Regions from separate parts of the Homo sapiens genome. Here region 2 is linked to region 1. The links are chromatin loops, found by intact Hi-C in ENCODE. Cell type or tissue: PC-3. All regions are shown on one strand. Links, peaks and the distances in the headings refer to the core of each region. The heading gives the core; the rest is flanking DNA.

Region 1 (4,409 bases), core at 95-4,094:
GAGCTAGTCTGTGGTCTGAGGTGCCATGATTAATACTTTAGATTTTTATCCAGAAGGCTACTGGGAACTAGTCATCATAGATGATTGACATAAGAACTGCATTTTGAGAAATACTTCAGAGTCATTATAGAAAAGTTTGGAGAGAGACAAGGCCTCCACCTAAAGTATAAATTTTCTATCCTGAATATCATGATACATTTTTAATCAAGACAAAGGCAGACAGATTCAAATTCTAAGCCCACCTTGGGTGGACCCTCTGAATTTTTGTCTTTTTTGTAACAAATGTAGATTCTCCAGTAGATTCACAATAAGAATAATCCCACCTTGGCCAGGCGTGATGGCTCACGCCTGTAATCCCAACACTTTGGGAGGCCAAGGCAGGCAGATCACGAGATCAGGAGTTTGAGACCAGTCTGGCCAACACGGTGAAACCCTGTCTCTACTAAAAATACAAAAAATTAGCCGGGTGTGGGGATGTGCACTGTAGTCCCAGCTATTCGGGAGGCTGAGGCAGGAGAATCGTGTGAACCCGGGAGGCAGAGGTCGCAGTAAGCCAAGATTGCACCATTGCACTCCAGCCTGGGTGACAGAGTGAGACTCCATCTCAAAAAAAAAAAAAAGAAAAAAAAGAATGATGAATGATCACGCCTTTCGGGTAAGGCCGTACTCAAAGGTGTTTGTACTTCTCCTTCAGCCCCTTAGCACAGAACAATTTTAACACAGTACAATAATCACATTTCTCCATATTTTGTCTGTCAGATAAACCAAAGACAATCATTACTATATTTATAATTATCCCATGGGTCACCACGCAGCTCAGTTCTATTTATTATATGGCTACATGCAACAAGGAAACGAGGGAACAGGGAAAGCAACTCATAGCATTAGATGTGGAATGCCACAATGACTCATCTATCCAAGAGTTTGTAAAATTCTTCATAGGTTATGAAATGTTTTCTTCATAAATCTTTAATGTTTAGTTGCTTCTCAGTGCTGTTGACGCAGGCATTAACCATGAGAAAATGGACACACCTGGTCAGGCAAATCAAAACCTGGACAAACAAATTGCTTATTCTCTTCCTTCTAGTCCAACCTCTGGCCACTAACTATACTTCAGAGAACTTGAACCATCAATTAGTCTTGCTAAGCTGGTCTATGCAATGTCCCATCCATACAAACACAAGTCCTTCACAGGACCAGCACTGCTGGTCCAATGTTCTAGGAGCAGAAGTGAAAATGAAAACCAGATTCTTGAATTATTTTCCCAGGATTGTTTCAATGGAGTGTCTAATTTCCTGATAACAATCTAAAGAAGTCAGTGACACGTAGGGAGCAGATGAGGATCATCAGGGCACACCCAAAAAGGGTTCTGCTGTATTTTCAAGGAACTTAACTCCATATTAACCAGGACCTATTTGCAAACAATATCACTAGCTTACTTAATTGAAATAAAATGCTGAATATAATTTTAGTTGGAAACATCCATGTCACTGAAAGAAATGGGAGTAAAATGGTCTTATTTTGGAGATGTTTTCTTTCTTAGGACATCTGTCATTTCATGAACGGTTCATCTTCAGGCTCCTCCTTGCCTTAAGTGAGATTAACAGACACTCTGAATCATGTTTATTTATTTATTTTTTTCTTGTGGGAAGAACAAAATGGGGGCAAGGAACATAATTGGAATTTGTAAAATTTAAATATTTATACCCTGAAGAGAATTAAGCCAATTTGATATGGTAATGTTCTAAATGAAATGCTAATAAGCAAAAGACTATGTAATCTCACCCTGTCCTATGACAATCGTTTGACAAAATTCAAAGTCAGCTCTGTAGTTTAATGCTGATGAAGGACCAAACATTCAAGGGCAATTTTCCTGTGGTGGATGCTTAATATGAGACTGTACAAAAAGGACCCTGGTGAAAGCAAATACTTTATAACGGTTGAATTATGGCTGCATTGACTAATTGCAGTCCTGCTCCCTAAAAACCTGTGCAGGTGTGCAGAACCAAGATGAGGCATTGTTTGTAAGAAGAGAGAAGTCGCTGTGGGGAATCAGGCTGCAGAGGGCTCATTGACTTCAGTGCCAGCCTCAAGATTTGTGAGGTTAGGAGACTAGAGTAAAATATGAGGCTCCCTGACAGCAAAGCTGTTTAAAACTGACCTTGCTCACCTTGGAGGATAACCAAGGAACTGATTGTTCCACTGCACTCTATAACTGCCAACCATGAGGAAAAACAACATCAGGTCGGCTCAGGCAGTCTCCACCAGGGAGAGCTATGTTCAAAGCCTTGCGAGATTCCAGAAAATTTACCCATTCGTCAGATGTTGTTACCCTCTCAGCACTTCCTTCATTGAGTACCACAGTGTTTACATAAACTTGCTGAGGTTTTTTTTTTTTTTTTGGATAAACCTACCATACTGATAGCCATCCATTTTGAGACAAAGCCTTCCCTTTAGCAAACCAGCTTAGAGAGAGGGTGAGTGTAGCCAATCACGGTTCCCTAACTGACAATGTTGTTCTGTCCACAGTGTGGCCTAGACTAAGACAGAACATTAAGAAGAGAGAGATGATTTTTTTTGTCTCTGACAAATGGAGAGATGAAAGAAAAGAAAGTATCCTATTTTCATCCCAAGGATAGTGAGACAAAATCTCTTTTCTGAGAGAGCCCAGAAATGTCATATAAAGTATAAATTTAAGAGCTAGACTGAACCTTGGAGGTATAATGGACCTTGTCTTTTATAATTCTTTCACTATAAATATAAGGAAAGCTGGGGTTCAGAAAGTATTAATTTTGCTATGTTCACACACCTCACTGAAGAAGATTCCAGCCTTAATCAGCTCTCCTAACCTCTAGTCCAGTTCTCTTTGTGCTACATTGCCACATTGCCAATTCAAAATGAAATTATGTGCAAGACATTTATATGAACCTGAGTGAGTCATTTTAATCAAGTCAAGATCCCTTTAGATGAATTTTGTGGGCCATTATTCACTCTACTGATTTTTGGATTAGAAAAATAATAATGATTGAATTGTATTTAAAGCTCTCAGGAATCCAAAACAATGTACTTGAAAGACATATTCCTGCATGGATAATTCATGATCTGACAATAGAGTTAGGACTGGGGTAGAGTGTATCCTTGGCCTGTGGACCCACATCTTTCTGTAGGAGAGCTCTCAAAACTAGTACTGAGGAAAGATGTCTCTGAGAAACATTGTCCACTATCGCTACCATATATCCTTAAGGTTTACAAAATCCCCCAAATAATATCACATCATGTCTATTTTTTCTAAAGATTACATCACTTGGCCTCCACAGAATAGACAGAATCATTCACTTAGTACTTTTCCTGTAAGACACACTGACAACTTCATGTTTGGGTTCCCATACCTCATCCTCGGACTGTATAACACTAGCAATTTGGGTATGGAAGAGAAAAGTTATCTTCAAGATAAGAACCTACAGCAGGGATGCTCATATGCACTTTTCCTCACTAAAAGGAGGTGGGCTTACTGTTGAGGAAGCCTCACATAATAGTGATTACAAAAGAGGAGTAAATCCTAATTTTTCCTCTGGAATACTTCTGTAATGACAAAATAAATATCTTTTATTTTTTTAAATTTATGAGAATTATAATATTTTCTGCATTGGAATGGGTATACATATATTCACTGGAATAAATGTGATTCCATTATTGTTCAGAATTCTGTTATTTCTGTATCAAATGGAGCTCATCTAGTCTCATTTTCTGTATGCTCTGAGGACTGAGACTGCATGAGTATTTCTCCAAATGAGAAAGAAAAACAATTATATCATTTCTATTTCATTTCAGCTTACTTAATAAAGGAGAAACAAGAAAATGTAAAATTAATTGCAAGAGGTAGGTTAGTACTGGGAAAGTTAATGAGGAGCTTTTATGGGCTGTAATTTTTATTTATTTATTTATTTATTTATTTATTTGTTCAATTAATTATTTATTATATCTATTGGATATGGCTAGTGTGTAATAGCCATCTGAGTGCGTTTAAAGCTATAATTACCCAAAAAATGAGTCCTGCCCTTACAACTTGTAACCTAATCAGATTCAGGAAAGCAGAACATTCACATATGGAGTGAGTGGAATTTACTTAGCTATCTCATAAAGTGAGATTTCAAGGAAATTTCTTTTCACCTGATAAGAGGGTGATATCTACGTGGTCTTATTAGTCAATAGACAAGTTGATAAATAAGTTACTTGCCACCTACTACTGGAAGACACTGTGGTGAGCAAGGTGAGAGGAGAAAAAAGCATATGATAAGCTGTATTCATCCTCAAGTCAAACTAGCAGTGACCAACCACAGTGTACCAGGCAGACTACATATATCCTCTTTCATAGATTCACATTTATTCAACAACAAAGCATTATTATT
Region 2 (4,409 bases), core at 294-4,293, 63 kb after region 1:
GAAGAATTATACTTTCATGTAGTTCAAAAATCCAAATAATTTAAAATACATAGAAACCTGCCAGAGGTGATCTCACTTATTTTCATTCTCATTTATTTTCATTTATTTTCACATCATTCCCAGGGTATATGAAAATAGAAACAGAAGCAATGTATTCTTATTGTCCTCCCTCCTTAAACAAATGATAGCATATTGTCTACACTATGTGGTACCTCGCCTTTTAAAGATTTAGCAGTGTTAGAGATCTTTCCGTATCAATATTTAGAGAGCTTCCTCATTTTTTTCCACAGCTGTATAGTATTTCATCATGGACATGTTTCAGAGTTTATTTAATCAGTTTCCTATTTATGTACATGCATTGTTTTTGAATCTTTTGCTTTTTAAAAACTAATAATGAATAATCTTACAATATATCATGTTGAACATGTACAGGATTAACTACAGAATACATCCATATAATCATTTAATAGATATTGTCACTTTGCCCTATATAAATATTATTCAATTTTGGACTTCACAAGCAATATATGAAAACAATGCTTACTTCTCCAGAGCTACATCAGCGAAATGTATGGATCAAATTTTTTATTATTCCCTATTTGAGAGTAAAAATGAACTATCACCCTATAATTTTAACTTGTATTTTCTTATAATTAATGAGTTTGTGTATCTTCACATACCTTATAGTCATTTGCATTTCTTTATCTGAAAATGGTTTGTGTCTTTTGATCAATTCTGTTGTGTTCTTGGCCATTTTCTTTCTGATTCTTATGAGTTCTTTTATGTATTAAGAAAAGTGGTTACTGGTTGTTATATAAGTTGCAAATTGTTTCCCTTTGTTATTTGGCTTTGGACATTCCGTGTGTGTGTGTGTGTGTGTGTGTGTGTGTGTGTGTGTGTACAGTTTTATTCTTACGTAGTTAAATTTTCAATATGTTATTTTGTGGCTTCTAGTATTTACACTGAAGCCAGTTTCCTTACTCCAAAGTTTTAAAGGTATTTCTCTTGTTTTATTCTACCAGTTTTAAAGTTGTAGTTTTTACCTTTAAATTAATAATCTATTTAGGTTTTATTATGGTATATTGAGTGAAGTATAGGTCCAATACTATTTTTTATCTTACTGTTATCCATGTCCAACACTGTTTTAAAAAATCTACTTATCCCACTGATTTGTGGTACCACACTCTATCTTACACTAAATTCCCATATGTTTGGGGATCTATTTCTCAGTTTACTGTTCTGTGACTTTTGTCTATGTGTCTAGCTTTGCATAATATCACATTCCTTTAATAATTGTGACATTTTATTGATTGTGATATCTGATAGAACCATACTCTGCTCATTTCCATGTTGATTCCCGGCTTATCTTTTTGTATTTGTCATTTATCCCTTTTTTTCTTGACGTGATTAGCTTGTGATTCTCTATTAATGTATTTTTTCAAGGAACCAACTTTTTCTTAACTTCTTCCAAAACATTGGTTCATATTTTCATTTTTGATACAAGTCTTATTTATGGGTTTTACAACTTCCAAGTGGTGAGGACTTTCTGGTTTTTGATATCGTTATAAATTGCTGTCTCTCTGTATATAGCTTATTGCGTATGTCGTTTAGATTTTCTGTATCCTTACTTCCTTACTTACTTGTTGGCCACCAGAAGTAAGTTTTGTAAGAGGTAAAATTCTAATTTTTAAATTTTATTTCTATGTCTTTTTATATTTCCCCTGGTTTCCACTTAATGAAATCTTCAATTTCATCCAGGGCATCATTTCATTATATCAATGTAAGATTTTTTTTTAATTTAGGAAAGTGTTCCTGGATTATATTTTTAAACAATGTGTTCTATTATTTTGGCTTTTGGGGGGACAATTCTAATTATGCATATTATACATATATCGAATTCCCTTTCTCACCTTTTTATTTCTATCTTTCTTACTTAATCCTCTTTTTATTTTCCTTCATATTTGTTTATTTTTATTTGTATTTCTTATACTTATCTTTCATGTCCCACACTGTTTCTGCTGTGATCTGCACTCCTTTGAATGCCTTCTAATTACATGTCCCTTCCTCTCACACATTTTTTTGTATTTCTGTTTATTTTCACTTATCCCAGTTTCCTTTACACATTTCCATAGCCATGGCTTTTACTGTCCTATCCTTACTTACCTAAGTTCTCATAATTCTATCTTCATAACCATGATGCTTTTTGCTTTTTAAAAATTAATGTGGGAATGTATATATTATATATTCCATGGCAGCATTTTTCTGGTGAGTTTAATTCACCTTTAAATTTTCTTTTCTGCCATTTTCGATATTTTTCCTGTAGAATATTGGAACACTGCAAGAAATACCTGCATCTGTTTATCATTCAAGTTTGAAAGAGTTGGATTTCCCTAAACCTAAAATTTTTAGGACCCCTAAGGCAATGTGGAATGGTAAATACCTTCCTTAAGGGTTTCCCCAACTCAAGGGCTCCCTCCTCTGTTTTTCAATAACAACTTTCTTTGAATATAGCAGAACTGTGCAGCTGACTGAACTTAAAAGATATTCACAGGGTTCTACCATCAGCCCTGGGTTCCTGAGGTTTATTCACCAGCCTTGCCACCAAGGACAGAGCCCCTGCCTTCCCAGGCGATTCCTTTACCTTTAGAAGGTATACTTTTCCTGGTACTTTATGAGATCTGCCACTTCTGAGGCTCTGAGCATTCTCTACTGTTTTTTCTTCAGATTCCCCAGCCCTGGGGATAGCAGTTTCCATTCAAAGTAGTGCCCTTTCCTTCTAGGTGTGTATTTCTCCAGCTGCTTCTGGGAGCTGACTCCCTTAAGACCCCCTCAGCACCCACTTTTCTTCCTTGCCTTCCTTACCACCTCTTCTACACTGCTTTTTACAACATTTTCTCTTGATCTTAACTGTTTTCACCAACACTAGCATTTACTTTAGAATTTCTAGGTTTTCTTTTCCTCCTAGATTCACAAAAAAGGACATTTGGGAAATTTTTTTTCTTTAGTTATGCATTTCACTCTGAATGGTTTCCAATAAGAAAACTGAAAAGATTCAGAACTAAGCTGCTTCTATATTCACACTAGAAGTCTGATGATCATATTCCAGATTATCAATATATGAGGATTATAGAAGTTTGGGAAAATAAGAGAAATGTCAAAAAAAATCCATAACCCTACCAAGCATAAAAAACCACTGTGAGCCTTTTGCTGTTTCTCTTTACAGTCTTTTCTGTTATATAAATGAAGTTCATTATATACACAATTATATATTAGGTTCCTTTTCCTTGATATTTTAATACCTTTAAATGTTAAAGAATCAATTATTTTCAAAGATAGAAATACCAATAGGACAGAAAGGGAGAAGGTAGGAGAAAGCCAACCATTTTTTTCTATCTAATACATAACTTTATATGATTGTAGTGCCTGTATGGACTCTCAACTTACTGGTTGTCCATAATTCACCTAGCTATTTCCTTATTGCTGAATGTATAATTTGTTCCCATGTTTTACTATTTTAAATATCACTGATAGACCAGAATGTCATAAATATTTTAAACTATATTTCCCAATTTGTAAAGCTAGAATCAAAGAATATGAAATTTTTAAGTATTTTGATACATACTGACAATTTTTCCCAAAAATGTTGCTCAAATTAACATTTCCAGAAATAGGATATGTAAGAATAACAGTTTGACCATACCCTCTGAACATCATCTTGCCCTTGATTAGCCAATAAAGTGTATTCTTTTGGTTTCCCATTATATTACTTCCATCATGTGTCAATTAGCTGCAGTGAGCTGAGCCAATTGCAATTTATAAGCATGATTAGAAGACATTGCTTGACTCTCAAGTCTGTTCAGCTGTCAGATAAAAAATGCTGAAAAGGAACTGAGATGATTGAATGGTTTTATGATCAATGTCCTTTTTTCCCAGATATATATTACATTCACTCTATATCACTGTCTATTGGGGAAGGAGGATGAAGTTATTGGCTCTAATAAGAAAAGGAGTGGTAGGTTATATTATAGTTTTATACTAAATACTGATAAATGAACAAAAGTATTTTGGGGTCTAAATTATCCAGACCATTACTTTAATTTTACTCTCCTTTTGACATATGAGACAGTCTAGTTGCAGATAAATAGTAACCTCTATTGCATTTCTTTTCCTGCGAATAATATCCTAACTATGCGTTTCCTAAGACAGTGAAATATTCCCATATTCCTAAACATGAATAAAACATCTTTGGTGGACATAACTTACTTAGAACTCTGATTCAACAATAGCCTTATCAGCATTTTGTGTTGATAACTGCTCTCAAATTTTATACTTTCAGCTTTATAAGGACTCAAAGTTCAAAATGTAAAACTTGAAATTCAAAAGCTATAATAGTGCTTTATAATTTATCT

The links. A loop is a pair of places that touch in the nucleus more often than their neighbours do. Peaks named below come from ENCODE experiments on the same cell type or tissue, not always from the same donor. Only the 100,000 strongest peaks of a DNase experiment are listed, where the experiment ranks them.
Region 2: a loop joins it to region 1, with 5 times the contacts of the local background. A loop is called at or near these places in 13 of 110 quality-filtered maps.

Annotation. Positions count from the first base shown.
Region 1 is chr3:102,527,517-102,531,925 of GRCh38, reverse strand. No RefSeq gene overlaps it. Among named protein-coding and RNA genes, the nearest start is that of ZPLD1, 95 kb to the right of the region's middle. In PC-3, for the core only: a CTCF peak has its summit at 2,258 (motif pointing right); DNase peaks (open chromatin) are centred at 1,015 and 2,285; H3K4me3 peaks cover 432 bases; H3K27ac peaks cover 3,300 bases.
Region 2 is chr3:102,464,328-102,468,736 of GRCh38, reverse strand. The region is part of intron 8 of ZPLD1 (zona pellucida like domain containing 1); the gene reads right to left. Among named protein-coding and RNA genes, the nearest start is that of ZPLD1, 32 kb to the right of the region's middle. In PC-3, for the core only: CTCF peaks have their summits at 2,255 and 2,455; no DNase peak of the experiment used is centred there.